Linked DNA regions of Homo sapiens: region 2 is linked to region 1. The links are chromatin loops, found by intact Hi-C in ENCODE. Cell type or tissue: body of pancreas. All regions are shown on one strand. Links, peaks and the distances in the headings refer to the core of each region. The heading gives the core; the rest is flanking DNA.

The links. A loop is a pair of places that touch in the nucleus more often than their neighbours do. Peaks named below come from ENCODE experiments on the same cell type or tissue, not always from the same donor. Only the 100,000 strongest peaks of a DNase experiment are listed, where the experiment ranks them.
Region 2: a loop joins it to region 1, with 2.2 times the contacts of the local background. A loop is called at or near these places in 3 of 110 quality-filtered maps.

What each region holds. Positions count from the first base shown.
Region 1 is chr19:8,135,477-8,145,390 of GRCh38, forward strand. It overlaps FBN3 (fibrillin 3), which reads right to left. Exons shown (of 64, transcript NM_032447.5): 6 at 9,401-9,496; 7 at 6,464-6,661; 8 at 6,241-6,366; 9 at 2,936-3,088; 10 at 2,665-2,847; 11 at 912-1,055; 12 at 714-833; 13 at 485-610. Among named protein-coding and RNA genes, the nearest start is that of FBN3, 9.2 kb to the right of the region's middle. RefSeq lists enhancers at 5,935-6,436, 7,741-8,285. In body of pancreas, for the core only: no CTCF peak of the experiment used is centred there; DNase peaks (open chromatin) are centred at 4,345 and 6,355; H3K27ac peaks cover 774 bases.
Region 2 is chr19:7,965,758-7,975,671 of GRCh38, forward strand. ELAVL1 (ELAV like RNA binding protein 1) reads right to left here. Exons shown (of 6, transcript NM_001419.3): 4 at 7,968-8,121; 5 at 1,808-2,033. Among named protein-coding and RNA genes, the nearest start is that of TIMM44, 27 kb to the left of the region's middle. RefSeq lists enhancers at 2,931-3,543, 3,544-4,157, 5,379-5,488, 5,539-5,588. In body of pancreas, for the core only: a CTCF peak has its summit at 5,192 (motif pointing right); a DNase peak (open chromatin) is centred at 5,184.

The sequences.
Region 1 (9,914 bases), core at 688-8,687:
CGTGTTGGTCAGGCTGGTCTCGAACTCCTGACCTCGGCCTCCCAAAGTGCTGGGATTACAGGCGTGATCCACTACACTCGGACTTCTTTTTTTTTTTAGGAGATGGAGTCTCGCTCTATCAGCCAGGCTGGAGTGCAGGGGCACGATCACAGCTCACTGCAGCCTCAACCTTTTCAGCTCAAGAGATTCTCCTGCCTCAGCCCCGCAAAGTGCTGGGATTACAGGCATAAGGCACCAAGACTGGCTCCAAAAGGTCCTTTTTTGTGATTCACGGAATAAATTCAGGAAGGAGGAAATGAAGGGGAGAGTCAGGGTGGTCAGGGGATAAGAAGAGTCTCAGGTGGGCTGCTGGGTTCAGAGGTGAGCAGAGGAGACGTCGTAGGGAGGGAGGTGGGTTTGGGGGCACAGTGAAGATTTGAGGTGGCTGTAAAAGGCAGCTAGTGGGGCCCGGAAGCCCCTGCCCACCCGCCCACCCCCAACTCACCCACACAGTTCTTGCCGTCAGGGCTGAGCTCGAAGCCTGCATTGCAGACACACTGGAAGCTGCCCTCTGTGTTGACACAGCGGCCCAGGTGACAAAGGCCACCACTGACAATGCACTCGTCCACATCTGCGGGGAAGGCAGGCGGGCAGTCAAGAGGTGCTCCCCACCCTCCAAGCCTGGGCCAGAACCCCCAACAACATCACCCCTACTCTTGGATGGACAGCCGTACCCACGCATGCCTGCCTGGTGGGCGTGGCCTGGAAGCCCGGGTAGCACCGGCAGTGGTAGGTGCCGGGGATGTTGACGCAGTCACCGTGGTGGCAGGGGCTGCTGGTGCATTCGTCTACATCTGAGGGGAGAGGACCCTGAGCCCTAGCACGAGCAGGGCAGTGAGAACCGCCCCCCCTTCCACCTGGCCGCGGCTCACCAATGCACTCGCCGCGCACGTCCTGGGTGTAGCCCACGTTACACTCGCAGCGGTAGCTGGAAGGCGTGGGCAGGCAGCGGCCATTCAGACACAGGTTGGTGAAGTGTCGGCAGATGTCAATGGTCTGGTTCAGGGTAGCAGTGCCTACGGGTGGGGCCGGCAGAGGCATCTGAGCAGTGGCTGGCCCCGCCCCAGTCTGGAGCCTGGGCTTCACCTCTCTAGGCCCAGATACCCCCTCTAAGGCTGGGACCCTGCCCTGGCTCAGATCCTGCCCTCTTTCTCATGGAGAGTCCTGCCTTAGATTCAGAACTCCAACCTGGGATCTAGATCCCTCCAACCTGGGACCTAGATCCCTCCAACCTGGGCCTGGATCCCTCCAACCTGGGGCCTGGATCCCTCCAACCTGGGCCTGGATCCCTCCAACCTGGGGTCTAGATACCTCCAACCTGGGGCCTGGATCCCTCCAACCTGGGACCTGGATCCCTCCAACCTGGGCCTGGATCCCTCCAACCTGGGGCCTGGATCCCTCCAACCTGGGCCTGGATCCCTCCAACCTGGGGTCTAGATACCTCCAACCTGGGGCCTGGATCCCTCCAACCTGGGGCCTGGATCCCTCCAACCTGAAGCCTAGATCCCTCCAAACTGGCACCTCGATCCCTTCAACCTGGGACCTGGATCCCTCCAACCTGGGGCCTAGATCTCTCCAACCTGGTGCCTAGATCCCTCCAACCTGGAACCCAGATTCCTCCAACCTGGTGCCTAGATCCCTCCAACCTGGAACCCAGATTCCTCCAACCTGGGGTCTAGATCCCTCCAACCTGGGGCCTAGATATCTCCAACCTGGGGCTTAGATCCCACCAACCTGAAGCCTAGATCCCTCCAACCTGGGACCTGGATCCCTCCAACCTGGGCCCTAGATCCCTCCAACCTGGGGCCTTAGATCCCTCCAACCTGGGGCCTTAGATCCCTCCAACCTGGAGCCTAGATCCCTCCAACCTGGAGCCTAGATCCCTCCAACCTGGGGCCTAGATCCCTCCAAAATGGAGCCTTAGATCCCTTCAATCTGGAGCCTAGATCCCTCTAACCTGGTCCCAGAGATGCCCAGACTCCCACTCTGGGCCCAAATCCTCATTATGGGGCAAGAACCCACCCCAGGCCTAAATCCTACATGACAGACCCCCACACCAGGCCCAAACTCCCCACCCAAAGCCCGAACTCTGACTTATTTATTTATTTATTTATTTATTTATTTATTTTTAGAGACAGGGTCTCACTCTGTCACCCAGGTTGGAGGGCAGTGACACAATCACAGCTCACTGCAGCTTCCAACTCCTGGGCTCCAGCAATCCTCCTGCCTCTTCCTCCTGAGTGGCAGGGACTACTGGTGGGCATCACCACACCTAGCTAATTTTCAATTTGCTGTAGAGACAGGGTCTTGCTATGTCACCCAGGCTGGTCTCGAACTCCTGGCCTCAAGTGATCCTTCCACCTCGGCCTCCCAAAGTACTGGGATTATAGGCATGAGTCGCTGTGTCCAGCCCAAAACCTAACTCTGAGGACCAGATTCTCCAGTTACCTCCATCCCCATCCACTACTAGCACTGTCATCCCTACTAGCCAGGCCAGGAGTTCCCCCTCCAAAGCCCTAACCCTCTCTCTGAGGCCTGGACACCGTCCCCTGTTTGGAGCTCTCTCCCCAGATCCAGGACCATCCTTCAAGTCTTGGAATGTTCCTCCCAAGCCCCAGGCCTCACCAATATTAGAGTTGCCAGGGCCCAGGCTGGGGATCCCACGCGCATCAGAGCCATGGGGGTTGAGTCGCGCTGGCCCAAGAGGGGGACCCATGCCATTGGATCCGAAGCCCAGGAGGCCAGGGAAGAGGCCAGGGTGGCCGGGTAGCAGCGGCAGCCGCTGGGCGCACAGTTGCTGGAATTCATCTGCAAGGAAGCAGGGTTGAGGCCAGGCCCTTGGCCCTCCCCTGTCCCCTCCTCACCCACAGCCCTGCAGGCTGCAGCTCTTACTCACTGGAGCCCCGAGGAGGACACAGCTCAGGGACCGGGCCAGCTGCCCAGCACCTGCCCCTGTCACAGCAGCACTGCCTGCGAGTGTAGTGGCCGGCGAGGTCTCCAGCACAGCGGCCCCCGAAAAGCACTGAGAAGCAGGCGCCGGCCCGGTAGTCTGCAAAAGATCAGAGGGTGAGCCCATGAGCACAGGACATCAGTGACCAGACCTGGATCCAAATTCCAGCTGTAGCAGCACTGCCTGTAGGACGGGTCTGTTTGCCGCTCTGTGCCTCAGTTTCCTCTCCATAAAATGGGGATGCTTGGAGCATCCACCTCACCCGGGAAAAGTATTACCTGGATGAAAAGTCTGACATAGTCCAGATGCAGTAGCTCACACCTGTAATCCCAGCACTTTGGGAGGCTGGGGCGGGAGGATCTCTTAAGGTCAGGAGTGCAAGACCAGCCTGACCAACATGGCGAAACCTCATGTCTACTAAAAATACAAAAATTAGCCAAGGGTGGTGGCAGGCACTTGTAATCACAGCTACTTGGGAGGCTGAGGCAGGAGAATCACTAATTGCTTGAACCCAGGAGACAAAGATTGCAGTGAGCTGAGATCATGCCACTGCACTCCGGCCTGGGCAACAGAGCGAGACTCCGTCTCAAAAAAAATAAAGGGCCGGGCGCAGTGGCTCACGCCTGTAATCTCAGCACTTTGGGAGGCTGAGGCGGGTAGATCATGAGGTCAGGAGTTCAAGAAGAGCCTGGCCAACATGACGAAACCCAGTCTCTACTAAAAATACAAAAATTAGCCGGGTGCGGTGGCGCACACCTGTAATCCCAGCTACTTGGGAGGCTGAGGCAGGAGAATCACTTCAACCTGGGAGGCAGAGGTTGTAGTGAGCCAAGATTGTGCCACTGCACTCCAGCCTGGGCCACAGACCAAGATTCCGCCTCAAAAATAAATAAATAAATAAATAGAAAAGTTTGACATATGGCCAATGCTCGCTCAGTGCCATCTCTTGTTACCAAGATTCCAAGTTATCGCACAGAGGTAGTGAGCTCCCCGTCGCTGCAGGCATCCAACCACACTAAGGAAGACCCATTGGCGGGGAAGGACTACCCCAGTGGGATACCAGGCAGGGACACGGAGATCTGCAGCTGTGTGTCTTTGCTTGCTGGCTTCAGGCATTATGCAGAAGCCTACGAGACTGTGAATTTCAGAGAGGGGCCCCAAGGAGTCGAGGGGTGGATTGACGGCTACAGCCCCCGGGGTGACTGAGGCAGACAGGCTCCCCAGGTATGAGAACCACCAACACTCTTCCACTTCCCACTGCGCCCTCAAGGTCAATGGCTTTATGCAGCGATCAGATTTCTCAGGCTCTGGCTTAAAGAGCATATTTTTAGGCTTAAAAATGCACAAACCTTGGCTGGTGGCCCACAGTTTAAAAAACTCCTCCCAGCAGCTGGGAGGGCCACTGAGAGCCACCCCTGACCTGCCCCGAGCTGGGAAAACATGCAAATGTTTCTACCTCCCTGGTCCCCTCCCCTTGCACCTGGGGGCCCCCCAGGTACGTGCGTGGGAGTCAGGGTTTTTCGTTCTCAGCCTTATCATAGCCCCTCAAAGGGGACTGGGCCTGCCCAGACGAGGAGAGATCAACAGACTCCTCCAAAGTCACACAGCTGCAAAAGCAAGAGGAGGACGGGAAACTCGATTTCCCAATCTCAGGGGACCCAACAGGCAACAGTCCCTCAAGCAAGAGAGACAGAATATAAGAATTTCAACAAAAATGCTCAGCCACAGTGGCTCATGCCTGTAATCCCAGCACTTTGGGAGGCTGAGGCGGGTGGATCACCTGAGGTCAAGAGTTTGAGACCAGCCTGGCCAACACAGTGAAACCCCGTCTCTACTAAAAATGCAAAAATTAGCCGGGCATGGTGGTGGGTGCCTGTAATCCCAGCTACTGGGGAGGCTGAGGCAGGAGAATCACTTGAACCCCGGAGGCGGAGGTTGCAGTGAGCCGAGATCGTGCCATTGCACTCCAGCCTGGGGGACAGAGTAAGAATGTGTTAAAAGAATTTTAACAAAAATGATCCTGTCATTGCTGTAAGTACATACTGTGAGCTAAGTGGCCACAGCCCCAACATTACCTGGTGTCCATGAATGTGTATTAAGTATCCTCTAGGTACCAGCCCTCTGCAAATTACTCCCCAAATGATATCTTACTCAATCTTCATTGAGCTAGGTACTGCTATTATCTACCATTTTACAGATGGGGAAACTGAGGCACAGAGCGGTTAAGTCACTTGCCCAAGGCCACAGGGTCTGTGAGCAGCTCTGGGTGGGAGCCCCAGACTGATTCCAAAGCCTATGTTCAGAGGCTGGTTTGTCCAATCCAAGGACTGGTCTTTAGCAGCTGAGAGAGGACCCCCCGCAGTCCAGGGGATGTATCCACAGCTACCCCCAATGCCAGCTGTGATGGCCCCCAGTGGTGGAGACCTAGAAAGTCTGGAGTTGGCCAGCCGGGCGCGGTGGCTCACGCCTGTAATCCCAGCACTTTGGGAGGCCGAGGCGGGCGGATCACGAGGTCAGGAGATCGAGACCATCCTGGCTAACACGGTGAAACCCCGTCTCTACTAAAAAAATACAAAAAAATTATCCGGGCGTGGTAGCGGGCGCCTGTAGTCCCAGCTACTCGGGAGGCTGAGGCAGGGGAATGGCGTGAACCCAGGAGGCGGAGCTTGCAGTGAGCCGAGATCGCGCCACTGCACTCCAGCCTGGGCGACAGAGCGAGACTCCGTCTCAAAAAAAAAAAAAAAAAAAAAAATTAGCTAGGCGTGGTGGCGTGCGCCTGTACTCCCAGCTACTTGGGAGGCTGAGGCAGGAGGATCTCTTGAACTGGGAGGCAGAGGTTGCAGTGAGCTGAGATCACACCACTGCACTCCAGCCTGGGTAACAGAGTGAGACTCTGTCTCAAAAAAAAAAAAAAAAAAAAGAGAGAGACAGACAGCTGAACAAGGGGTCTCTCTCCTACCCACTCTCTCCCGCTCCAGCCCCTCGGTTCACTCAGGCAGTGGGTGCCATCCAGGCTGCTGGCAAAACCTTGGGAACAGGTGCACACGTAGCTCCCGACAGTGTTGGTGCAGTCACCCCCAGAACAGAGGCCGGACAGGCTGAGACACTCATTCACATCTACATAAACAGGGACAAGGTCAGAACTGGGCACCTCACCAGCCTGACCCCTCTGCCTTCCTGCAGGGGAGCCTGAGCCCCCCAGGTCATGAGTCACAGAGGAGGTCTCAGGTTGTCCCCCTCCAGTCACCCACCTTCACATGCGGCGCTGCTGTCACTGAGCCGGTGTCCAACTGGACAGCGGCAATGGAAGGAGCCCACCATGTTGACGCAGCTGCCTCCCTGGCACAGGCCTGGCACAGCCTGGCACTCATCCACATCTGCAAGGACAAAGCCCGGCAGGGGAGTGAGAGGCCCATCGGAGGGAAGAACCAAGGCAGCTAAGGCCTCCCACTCAGCCCTGACCCCACTATTCACCTTGGCAGGCCCCCGTGTGGATATTGGGGATGAAGCCGCGGCGGCAGGGGTGTGGCTGTGCAGGGCAAAGTTCACATGGAAGGCCCCAGGCACGGCCCACAGTGGCACAGCAAAGTGCCTTGGTGCACACGAGGCCCGTCAGCTGATGCTGGCACCCCTCGGGGCCTACTTGGCCAAAGCAGGGTCCCGTCCGGTAATCTGCAGGGCAGACAGATGTGGGTACCTGGCTGAGGGCTGCCCCTGTCTGGAGATCTCTGCGTCTCTAACACCTTCTCAGCGGCCCCTGCACCCACAGACCAGGCTTTACTTATGCTGCTCCCTTACTAAATAGAATATCTTTCCTCCCCTTTCCCTACCTAACGAACTCCTATTCACCCTTCAAAACCCTTTTTCTTCAAAGCATTTCCTGACCAACTTCCAAGAGACCAGCACCTCCAAGCCAATAAAGCTCAGGGCCTGTGTGAACACCCTGTCTGAACTGATGGGACTCCTTCCCCAGGCCTATCCTCCCTTCAGGCCTGGGCAGGGACCCACGGATGCCCAGCTAAAAAGCATGTCTAGTCCTTGAGCACACGCCTGGCCCTGCCATATCGCCCAGATTTGGGGAAGGATCTGTTATCTGCCTAAATTCTCTGGACCCCCAACATCACATCCCCAATCCCCATCAGGCCCAGCCCAAGGTGACCGCATTGGTTCCCCCAACCCCAGTACATGAGCCCAGATGTGACTTCTTGGCTCTCTTCTCCCAGATGTTTCCAATAAAGGAGTTAGCTCTCAAACAAGGGCAGCCGCTCCCAAGAGAAGAAGCCAAACTCACCCCCAACTCAGGCCCCGTAAGGAGGAGGGGCTTCACAGAGACCCCCACCCCCCAGCTGTCCTGATGCCCCAAGCCAAAACGTAATTCCTGGCAGCTCCCCCACTCCCCCTCCCCCTCACTCTTCTGCCACCCAGAGCTTGGCCCGCCTCCAACAAGCCCATGTTCTAATTCTGCAGTTTCCAGAAGCCCACCCTCAAACCCAGGTCACTTCCCCAGCCCCTCCAGCTTCTAGTCCCCGGGTCGTGCCCATCCTCACCTTCCTGGGCTGAAACACCACATTAGGCACCCAGATGCCTCTGCATCTGAAAATCTCACAAGCCTGGATGTCCCTGACGCCACCCACTCCGGTTCTCTTTCTCTTTCTCAGCCTCCTGTGGGCTCGGTTTTTTCTGTCCAGGCTTAAATGCCCAGGTGGCTGTCTCTGCTGGCCCTTCCTTCTCTCACGGGGATCCTCAGCGGCACCCTGGGCTTCAGTCCCCATGGATGGGGCAGCCCACGCCGCCATCTCAGCCCCAGGCCTGAGTGTCCAGCTGCTTCCCAGACAACTTGCAAGTCCCTCGGCCAACACTGAGCTCAGAGTCCTCCTCCTCCCTGCCAGGGTGCGCCACTACCTTCCCTCCAGTTTTCACCAGGTCTTGGGTTCATCCTGACTCCCTCCTTCTTCTCTCCCCGTCCCTGCCACACCTCACTGCTCACAAGAAAGACATCACTGTGTCCGTTCTCCTTTTTTCTTTTCTTTTCTTTTTTTTTTTTTTTTTGAGACAGGGTTTCGCTCTGTCTTCCAGGCTGGAGTACAGTGGTGCGATCTTGGCTCACTGCCTCCCAGGTTCAAAAAATTCTCATGCCTCAGCCTTCCAAGTAGCTGGGACTACAGGCACGCGCTACCACACCCAGTTACATTTTTTTGTGTATTTTTAGTAGAGATGGCTTTTGCCATGTTGGCCATGGCTGGTCTCAAACTCCTGGCCTCGAGTGATCTGCCCGCCTCGGCCTCCCAAAATGCTAGAATTGCAGGCATGAGCCACAGTGCCTGGCCTCTTTTCTTTCTTTCTTTCTTTCTTTCTTTTTTTTTTTTAAGAGACAGAGGGTCTGGTTCTGTCACCCAGGCTGGAATGCAGTGGCACCACCACGGCTCACTGCAGCCTTGAACTCCTGGGCTCATGCAATCCTCCCACTTCAGCCTGAGACTACAGATATGCACCACCATGCCAGGCTAATTTTTTACTTTTTTTAGAGAGGGGGGGTGTCTCACTATGCTACCCAGGTTGATCTCAAACTCCTGGTACATCCACCCTCTTAATTTTGGTAACAACCTCTCAGCAGGTGACCCCACCTATCTTAGCCGTCTTAAAAATGGGATCATTTTTAAGAGTTAGGGTGACTGGGTGTGGTGGCTCATTTTGGGAGGCTGAGACAGGCAGATCACTTGAGGCCAGGAGTTCGAGGCCAGCCTGGCCAACATGGCAAAACCTCATCTCTACTAAAATTACAAAAATTAGCTGAGCGTGGGGATGCCTGTAATCCCAGCTACTCGGGAGGCTGAAGCGGGAGGATTGGTTGAACCTGGGAGGCAGAGGTTGCAGTGAGCCGAGATCATATCACTGCACTCTAGCCCGAAAGAGCAAAACTTTGTCTCAAAAAAAAAAGAGAGAATTAGGGTGCAATAAAGAGGGGGTTTGCCCATCTCATGAAGTCCAGTCCACCCTACCAGATCCAGCTGAGGGGTCCCCTCCTCCAGGAAGCCCTCCCTGACTCCCTTCCATGGAGCAGATGGTTTCTCTGTCCTTCACATGCTCCAGGGCTGCCCCAACCCTTGTCTTAGCCTTGACACCCCCAGATAAGAATCTTCTGCTTGCAGTTTCTTCTCCCTGCCCCTCAGACTGGCACATCCTCTCTCTTTCCTACCAGACTCCAACACAGGTGCTCGCTCAGAGCCAGTGAATAGCAGATGTTTTGGAGAACAGATGAGCAAATGAAAGAAATGTCCTCAGACTGCCCCAAATGCGGGAAGGAGGCCAGCTGGTTCCTTTCAAGGCCTGGCCATGTCTCAGGGACTTCCAGGAAACCCCCTTTCCTCCATCGAGTCCCCTGTCTACCTCCCACCCGCGCATGCTTGGTACCTCTCTCACATTGAGGTCCCATGAAGCCATACACACAGGCGCAGCGGTTGGGCCCAATGCAGCGACCCCCATTGTGGCAGCCGCGGTCACAGATGGCTGTGGAGGAGAGAGGGTGATGGCTGGAGGTCCCCCAGCAGCAGAGAGAGCTGGGGTTCACAGCAAGCCTGTCTTCACCCAGGAATCCCCAGGATCTGGCCCAGGTTGAATAAGACTGAGGCTGAGCTGAGTGGCTAGCGCCTGTAATCCGAGCGCTTTGGGAGGCCAAGGCAGGTGGATCACCTGAGGTCAGGGGTTCGAGACCAGCCTGTCCAATATAGTGAAACCCCATCTTTACTAAAAATACAAAAATTAGCCAGGCATGGTGGCCGGCTCTTTTAATCCCAGCTACTCAGGAGGCTGACACAGAAGAATTGTTCAAACCTGGGAGGCGGAGGTTGCAGTGAGCTGAGATGGTGCCACTGCATTCCAGCCTGGGCAACAGAGCAAAACTCCATCTCAAAAAAAAAAAAAAAAA
Region 2 (9,914 bases), core at 835-8,834, 170 kb before region 1:
CTTCCAGGCTAAGGAGCAGTTCACCCAACCCCACCGCCCATATAGCCCGCCCCATCAAGAGCAGGACCGACTGTATGATGGGATTTCTAGAGCTGGATTTTAAAATTCAGCTCCATTCCGTCCAGAGAAGCTTCCCCAGCCTTGTCTTCAAGCCAGAAACCTCAAGGAAGGCAGGCCAGCTTTGGAATTTGAGCCAGGCTGAGAATGCTGGGTAACTCAGCCATGAGAATAACACCTCTCACAGCAGCATGTGTGGCACTGGGCAGCGCCCACCCAGCTTCACTGTTAAAACAACGATGGGGCCGGGCTCACGCCTATAATCCCAGTACGTTGGGAGGCTGAGGTAGGAGGATCACTTGAGGCTAGGAGTTTAAGACCAGCCTGGGCAACACAGTGAGACCCCATCTCAACAAAAAATAAAAACATTAAAAATTAAAAAAAAAAGGGAAATCTATCCTTGTCATACCTGAGATAAGCCCTCGATGCCACTCCTTGAGGTTTTGACAAAAACAAAACAGCCCTGACACTGAGACCTCTGCTGTTTCTGAGGCGACAGCACACCACATCCTGGAGTCCAAGGCCCTGACTCTCATCGCCTCTATCCCACTTCATCCTGGCAGCCAGAACCATTTTCAGGATGGAAAGACTAAGGAATCCGGGAAAACTCCTCCCCTCTAGGACAGGGCTTATAAACAGAATGCATACATACAACATTCACCAATACAAATGACTCCACGAGGCAGGTGTTTGAAAAAGGTTTGCCTTAGGGCTGCTGATCAAATGTCTAAGAATGCTGGAAGATCTACTCTCACCCGAGTATACCTAAGGCAGCATCTTTTCTCCCACAGATATGAGACGTTCATTATTCATTTATTTTTTAGAGAAAGGGTCTCACTCTATCACCCAGGCTGCAGTGCAGTGGTGCAATCATAGTTCACTGCAGCCTCCACCTCCTGGGTTCAAGCGATCCTCCCACCATGGCCTCCTGAGTAGCTGGGACTAAAGGCCAGCATCACCATGCCCAGTTTTTTTCATTACTTTTTGTAGGAACAGGGGTCTCACTTTGTTGCCCAGGCTGCTCAAACTCGGGGCTTCAAGTAATCCTCCTAACTCGGCCTCCTGAGAGCTGAGATTACAGGTGTGTGCTCCCCCACACTGGGCATGAAACCATCTTTAAAGCTCGCGGCTCCGTTCTGCTGTTACTAGGAACTGCGTGCTGAAGCTCTAAGTGCTCACGCTCACAGCAACTGGTGGGGACTGGTGCTGTCTTTTTTTTTTTTTTAATAAAAACAAAAAAAGACAGGTTCTGGCCCTGTGGCCCAGGCTGGAGTGCAGTGGTATGATCACAACTCACTGCAGCCTCAACCTCCTGGGCTCAAGCAATCCTCCCACCTCAGCTTCCTGAGTTGCTGCAACTACAGGAGCGCACCGCCATGCCTGGCCAGCTTTGTATTTTTTGTAGAGATGGGGTCTCGCAATATTGCCCAGGTTGGTCTTGAACTCCTGGGCTCAATCGATCTTCCTCTCTCAGCCACCCAAGGTGCTAGGATTACAGGGATAAGTCACTGTGTCCAGCCTGGAGTCACTGTTTTGATTCCCATGAAAGACAACGCCCAATCGGAAGTAAACGGCTTTCCTACAGACACCTTTCTGATGGAGGTTGTGGTGTGGAGCTGCAGAATGATTCTGAAACGCGCTCTCTGACGGGATCAGTCTATCATCCCCGTGGTTTCTATTCTGTGGCTGTGCCGTCGCCTGCCAGCGGGGCTAAGTATGGCTTTCAGGAGCGCGCACCCTCCCGACCCACCTGAATCTCTGCGCCTGGTGGTGAACGGGGCCTCCGAACCGTCGCGCTGGCGAGTGGTACAGCTGCGAGAGGAGTGCCACGTTTTTGTTCTGGTTGGGGTTGGCTGCAAACTTCACTGTGATGGGCTCAGAGGAACCTGGGGGTTTATGACCATTGAAACTGGTAATTGCCTCTTCTGCCTCCGACCGTTTGTCAAACCGGATAAACGCAACCCCTCTGGACAAACCTTTTCAACAAATCAACAAAAACGGAGTTAGGGGGAAAAACGCTAGGACTTTCAAAACTGAAAAGCAAAAGTCAGGTCAGTCTACTGTGGGCCAGGCTAGAAGTCTGGTTAAGGAAATAAACAAAAATTAAACCTAAAAGTGAAAACAAATGGATGGAGTAAAGAAAACCAATGACTAACAGAAGATTAAAGCTTCAGACTTTCTTCCCGGCTGAAGCCATGACTCCACAGTGTTGGCGCCCAAAGATATTTTGGTGACAGACATCCCCAATAGACACCCAGGCCTCTTATTTGGAAGAAAGCAACATTAGGAAACAGCACATCCACCGTCACTATTTAGCTGCCAGGTGTCCGCCACAGAGTGGGTGCGTGGGTGTGGTGTGTGGTTGGTGGGTAACAGGGTTGGAGTGGGGACTGCGTCTGAGAGATCCTCCCTGGGCTCAGGGGCCACTCTCCTGGCTGCTGTCTCTGGGCCCGCTGTGACAGCAGGCCTCGTGGCCGAGCCTGCTGCAAAGGTGCCCAGCTCAGCCTGCATGCCTTCTCCTTCATGCCAGGAGGGAGTAGGGTCCTGTGGCCACCCCCTGCCAGCTCCATGCTGCTGCTGTCACCTCACTCCTGTCTTGGGATACTCCACTCTAAGGTCCTACACCCCTCCCGTGGGCCCCAAATTGCCATCAGAATCAAATGAGGCCAGAACACTGCCCAGGCTCATACAGCAGAGCTGAACCTATCCACAGGCTCGCCAGGCAGGCCTGGGGTCCCTGTATGGGAAGGGCCAGGGCCCCAGCAGCCAAGCCCAGAGGGCATCTTCTCTTGCCACCTCAACTGAGCCACCCAAGGGCCAGTCCCGGGTTCCCGGCTAAACCCAATCCCTGGACGGAGCAGTGTGAGACCTGAGGACCGTCCTGCTATGGGGGACATTGGTCAGCTGGGCATGGGTGTGAGATGCTGAGCAAGGCGGGTGGAAGGAGAGCATGGCTGTCCTGCACCCCTGCCTGTCCATACACTAGGCCCGGGAGGGAAACATGAGTAGCCCGTCCCTTGAGGAACCTGGGAAGCGGGCTGGAAACTGGATGAGGGGGATGGGGATGAGGGCACACTGAGCAGCGCACTAGCTCCTTCTCTGGGGGCAAGGACATGATGGAGTCAGGGGAAGGCCCAGGGGTGGGAGAGGTGACAGCTGAGAGGCCAGTCTGAGAGTGACATCACTAGGCGGGAGTCACGGGTGTGTCCCAGTGGGAGAGGCCGTCACAGACAGCCCAACCCAAACACCCTGGTTCTCAAGACTTTTAGTCAAGCCAGGCCAAGGCTCATGCCTGTGGTCTCAACTACTCCAGAGGCTGAGGCAAGAGAATCGCCTGAGGCCAGGAGTTCAAGACCAGCCTGGACAACACAGTAAGATCTCACCTCTTAAGGAAAAAGAAAGACTTCCAGTCAAAGGGTGTCTTAAGTCAGGTTTCTTCTCCAGGCAAAGGCCTCTGGTGCATGGTAACAAACAACGACCAAAGCCAGGCAGCCCGGGGCCTTGGGTGACCTGTCCAGCGGGCACCCAACTGTCCCCATGTCCTGTCTCCACGCCTCACACGGCACCTTACTCCACCACTTCCCAGAGGGTCCCGCCAGCTGCCCCCACAATCGCGACACTGCAGGCCCCCCGTGAGCACAGAGACAGCAGCTTTAGTAAGGTCAGACCTAGCGCTACGCACACGTGCCAGGAATATTCTGGGGCTCAAGCTCATTTCTGAGCTGCTGCTCAGAAGGAACACCTGAAAACACAACCCTGACAGATGCTGTTTTCTTTGAGTCTCTCACGACACGAATGACAGCTTAGTCAGTCTTGGAAACCTAAATGAAAATCGAACTTTAGGCAAATACGACTGAGAGCTGACGCTGGCCGGCTCGTAGGGAAGCTGGCTCCAAGCAGATGGCTTCATTCTGTTTCTAAAGACCCTGCGGCCCAGCGGAGAGAAGGCACGTGTGCAAGTGTGGCTTCCTCGTCTGGGGTTGTAGAGTGGCTTTCAAATGCAAACTGCCTGAGTGAAAGGAAGAAAGCTCTAGTAAGGGGGGCAGGAGGGATGCTGTTTAGCAGAGGGGGATATCAATTCACTCAATTATTTAATGGATGTATACTTTCTGAAGATGGCTCTGCATTTTTTGTTTTTTTCTTCCCCTAGTGTTTTTTATTTTTAATTTTTTTTTTAAGATGGAGTCTCGCTCTGTCGCCCAGGCTGGAGTACAATGGCACGATCTCAGCTCACTGCAACCTCCACCTCCCCGGTTCAAGTGATTCTCCTGCTTCAGCCTCCCGAGTAGGTGGGACTCCAGGCGCCTGCCACCATGCCTGGCTAATTTTTATTTTATTTTACTTTATTTATTTATTTAGAGATGGAGTTTCGCTCTTTTTGCCCAGGCTGGAGTGCAATGGTGCAATCTCGGCTCACTGCAACCTCCGCCTCCCAGGTTCAAACGATACTCCTGCCTCAGCCTCCCCAGTAGCTGGGATTACAGGTGCCTGCCACCATGCCTGGCTAAGTTTTTGTATTTTTAGTGGAGACGGGGTTTCACCATGTTGGCCAGGATGGTCTCGACCTCTCGACCTCGTGATCCGCCCACCTTGGCCTCCCAAAGTGCTGGGATTACAGGCATAAGCCACCGTGCCCGGCCTATTTTTAGTACAGATGGGGTTTGCCATGTTGGCCAGGCAGGTCTCGAACTGCTGACCTCAGGTGATCCACCCACCTTGGCCTCCCAAAATGCTGGGATTACAGGCGTGAGCCACGGCCCCCGGCCCCCTTGTGTTTTTTAGAATTTAACAGCAGAGTCCAAGAAACGGCATAATCTCCAGATGAATACACTATAAAGTTCACAATTAAGGTGGATATAGAAGCGAAGGAATACAAAAAATTAAGCTCTGTCAGCTCAGGGTGGGATTTTTTTTCTCTTTTTTTAAAAAAAGAGTTGGGGGTCTCGCTATGTTGGCCAGGCTGTTCTGAACTCCTGGGCTCAAGCAATCCTCCCACCTTGGCCTCCCAAAGTATTAGGATTACAGGCGTGAGCCACCGCGCCCGGCCATCCTCATCTATTTAACACTAAAAAGCCCGTCACAGGAAGGCAAACTCCACACAGGCTGGCCTGCCACACACACTCTGTCTCCAGCAGAGGGAGCTACAGCCCTGGGATGGGAGCCTCACCTTCCCACCAATTCTGCATCCTGGGGTGGGAAGCAGAGCCGGGAGACCCTCCTGGCTCCCTTCTCTCTGCCTCCCTCACTGCTCTGCAAAGATGACAAAGGTTCCTTAGGCCACCTTGAGGTTCACAGCCGACCCTGGGGGCGCAATACTAAGGTGCCCCCAACACCCTGGGAGACACTATCTTGCAGAGGGAAAGGAAGCAATGCCCCCAGCAGCTGTGTGCAGAGGTGAGTTCCCCCTGCCTGTGGCCCGTGTGTGCCTGAGAGACTAGGGAAGGCCCCAAGAGAGTTGGGTGGCTGGAGGCATGTTCTCAGGCATTGGGGGCTCCAAGTGGAGCACAGGCTTCCCTCATCAGGGCCATACTGGACACAGACAGGCCGAGGCAGAGCAGTGCATGTGGGGTCTAGAGGAGGAGGGGAGTGGACTGTGGGCCAGTGAGGTTGGTTCCCCCGGCCCTGGGCCCTGCACAGCCAGCTCAGATGCCCCAGTGCAGAATGGGGGGCAATAAACCCACACACTGGCCCACTGACAGGATCATTCGCTCAGCTGGCACTTAAGTGAGAGGACTTCAGGGACCACAGGAGACTCTTCTGGTGCAGACCAGGGGAGTTTACACCGAGTAACTGGCATCCCCCGACCCTCTCCCCAGAGCAAAGGCAGAATGGCGGCGGCCGTGCGAGTGAGCCCTGTCCTTCGGCACTGCCCGGTGCCAGGGCGCGAGTCTGTGCTAGGCTACAGGAAGCTCCCAGGGCCCCCATGAAGTGCAAAGGGGCCCTTCCCCTCCTCGGGCCCCAGCGGGAACGAAGGCCGGCAGCGGCAGGGCCAGTGCATGCCAGGTGGGGTTCCTACAGCCGGAAAGGAGGAGGAAGAGAGACTGATAAGGCCGCCCACCCCAAAGCACGCAGCTCAGGGGACGCAGGACAATGTGCATGCCCCTCTAGCCTGCAGGCCAGGAAGGCCCCACCTGTGTGCACATGAAAGGCGAGGCTCTGGGCTGCTGGGGGAGTGCTGCTGTTCTCTCAAAAAGAGGTCACCTCAGAGCATGACTTTCTGTGGCCCAACTACTCGGTGTTATTTCAACATCACAGCCAAGGTGCGGCACACACAGTCTGTGTGGGAAGAATATGAAAACCACCCATACAACGCATGGGCCTCACTAGGCTCAGGGAGTGGATTCTTCCCTGCTGGTTAGTTAGCAGACTCCTGCTCCTGCCCCAAACAGAGCTGAGCGATCCTAAATCCCCTCAGGGTGGCCCGAGCTCCCTGTCCCCCAGGCGGGGCCACGTGCAGGGCTTGGCAAAGGATGTGGTGGGGCACTAGTTCCTAGCCTAGTGCGGCAGGCGGGCCAGGCAGTAGGGCCGGAGCACAGCCGTGGGCGTGCACATGTCCCCTGCTCATCTCTGCCTGACGGCATCACACAAAGCCCAGAGCCCACATCCAGTGCCAAGACGGACTGGGAGGGCCAGCAAAGTGGCCAGGATTGCCTGCCCATTAGAGGAATTCGCTGCCATGTGCTCTGTGCACTTTAGATGTGCTCCCCAGAGAGGGGCATCCGAATTCTGGGGATTTGGGCCATCAGACTACTGCACCCCAAATGCCTGCAACGAAAGCCACAGTGGACAAATGTGCAGCAGCCTTTTTTTTTCTTTTTCTTTTTTTTTAAGAAACAGGGTCTTGCTCTGTTGCCCAGGCTGAAGTGTAGTGGCGCGATCACGGCTCACCACAGCTGTGAACTCCTGGGCTCAAGCAATCCTCCCACCTCAGTCTCCTGAGCAGCTGTGATGACATGCCCGCGCCACCGCACCTGGCTGCAGTATCCTTTTTTTTTTTTTTTTTTTTTTTTTTTTTGAGATGAAATCCCGCTCTGCTGCCCAGGCTGGAGTTCAGTGGCGCAATCTCGGCTTGCTGCAATCTCCGCCTCCTGGGGTCCAGGCGATTCTCCTGCCTCAGCCTCCCGAGTAGCTGGGATTACAGGCGCCTGCCACCACACCTGGCTAATTTTTGTATTTTTAGTAGAGATGGGGCTTCACCATGTTGGCCAGGCTGGTCTCAAACTCCTGACCTCAGGTGATCCGTCCACCTCGGCCTCCCAAAGTGCTGGGATTACAGGCGTGAGCCACCACACCCGGCCTGCAGTGTCCTTTTCACCCCATTCATGGGCAAGGCCAGCACATTTGGGTGCCTGAGGGAAGGTGCTAGAATCTCTTGGCGTTTTCACTGTACATGAAATGCTGGCCTAATCCCCAGCTTTTTTTTTTTTTTTTTTTAAGACGGAGTCTCGCTCTGTCACCCACGCTGGAGTGCAGTGGCAAGACCTCGGCTCACTGCAACCTCCGCTTCCCGGGTTCATGCCATTCTCCTGTCTCAGCCTCCCGAGTAGCTGGGACTACAGGCGCCCGCCACCATGCCCAGCTAATTTTTTGTATTTTTAGTAGAGACAGGGTTTCACCATGTTGGTCAGGCTGGTCTCCATCTCCTGACCTCGTGATCCACCCACCTTGGCCTCCCAAAGTGCTGGGATTACAGGCGTGAGCCACCACGCCCAGATATCCCCAGCTTCTTTTAATGCCATCTTACCTCCTCAGCCTCCTCAAACCAAAGCCAACGTCTTCTCATTTTGGTGCTGTCCTCGTTTGCGGAATAACTAATGACATTTAAAATCAAACGGTGATCTGCCTTCCCTAGAAAACCCAGCCCCCACCTAGAGAACACCCTCCCCACGCGTCTGGGGCCCCTCTGGTACCTGTAGTCTGATCCACGAGGACCCGCGAGTTGATGATCCGCCCAAACCGAGAGAACATGTCTTCTACGTCCTTCTGGGTCATGGTCCGCGGGAGCCCGCTGATGTACAAGTTGGCGTCTTTGATCACCTCTGAGCTCGGGCGAGCATACGACACCTTGGGAACACAACCACTTTCCGAGATTAGTACAGGCACGTGGCCAAAGCATTGAGGAGGGTGTTGAATGCTGGGTTAGGAAAAGCCAACACTGTGTGTTAGAAATCATGCAGGGAACGATTATCATCACTGACGCTCACCGCCTGCAGCCGCATGGTGGCAAGCTCACTGAGGGATGGGCCGTGAGCCAGGATGCCTGGCAGTGCTTCCTCACTGGGTGCTCACCATCCTCAAGGAGGCAGGCGTGACTCCTATGTCACAAAGCCCAGCAACTGAGGGCCCGCAGCTTGTGTGTGGCTACCTCTCTGATGTGCTGGACAGTGAGCCGGTGCCAGAGAGGTCCTGGTGCCTGAAAGCAGCCCGTGCTGCAGCGGGCAAGCAAGCTGGGAGCTACTGGGAACACAGGAGACTCCCCTGCCAAAGAGCAAGCTCGCCACAGAAGCCCTGACAGGGGCTGTGAGTTCTGGGAGGACCCCGAGTTTGTACTCAAATCCACTCAAGTGTTCAATATTAAACGACTCAATGCCTTTTGGATTTATATTTTGCAAAATCAAAGAAAACTGAAGAGAACCTTCTGGGTGCTTTGACAAAATGGTACATTCATCATTCGTGTGGAGAGGGTGGTGAGGGGAGCCCGGAGGCCAATGCAAGACAAGGTCTTCGGTGCTTTCTCAGGTTGGCGCTGACGGCCGTGCAGACCCCATGGGCCCAGAAGGAAGAAAAGGACCACAGTGGAACCCCTCTGCCTGTGAAGGGGCAGCCTGGCAGGACTCACAGCCTCGTCAGGAGGCTGGGATATGGAGGAGGGAGCAGGAGATGTGTTCCCGAGAAGGGTGGGGACTTGAACCTGTGCGAAAGGAAGTTCATTCCCTTTGAGTGAGGGGCACAGAACTGATGAGCCAAGGTAACTGAGACCAGAACGCAGGGAGAAGCCGCCACTCAGGAGTCACTGGGCAGAATCTGCGTGCTGAGAACACACACACAGCATCCTCTGAGAAGCTCCTATCATGTTCCAGAGAAGGAACAACAGACATTGCCCCTGCTCATAGGGCAGTGGGCGGCCCAGCAGGGGAACAGGACAGCCCCACGAGGAGAGGAGTGTGGGGCTGGAGGCCAGCTCTGCCTGGTAGCGGTGGGAATCGAGGGAGCATGTCACTACGGAGCCCATGAGGTCTCTGGGGAAGCCGTGCTGCTCCCAGGCCCGGGGCACCTCCATCAGCCTGTGGACAGGAGCTCTGGGGACACTTGCTCACCCCATGATGTGGGTCAGGGGCTGCCAGTGCTGTCCCCAGAGAAAAAGAGGCTGCCTTGGCCCCCAGCCTCCCCTAGTGTCCGGGCTTGCCCTGGCTCCCTGCAGACCTGTCTGGACTGGGGCAGTATTTGGGGGCCTGCCAAACCATGACCCTGGCGCCAGTGGAGCGGAGCTGAGGCTGGCACTGACTGGACCTACTGCCGTCCCTGGATGAAGCCCCAGAGGAGAAGTGCCCTAGAGCCAAATGCTGGGGAAAGCTCTGATGCCTCCCAAGGACAGGTGTCTCCAAGGACCATGGGAACTCTGCTTTCCTCTTCTCTCTGGACACTGTCATGTTCAGTCAGGCTAGAATCAGAACAGCTGGCGCACAGCAGGCGTGCACTGACCTGGGGCTCCCCGGCCCCTCGGCCAGAACCCTCTTTCCTAAGCTCCCAACATCGCTTGCTCTTTGGCCTCAATCAGGTCTTTTTCTGGCTGCCCATTCTCAAGAATTCATCCAGTGAGGGGTTCAATCGTGTTCCCCCCACCCCACAATCCAAAT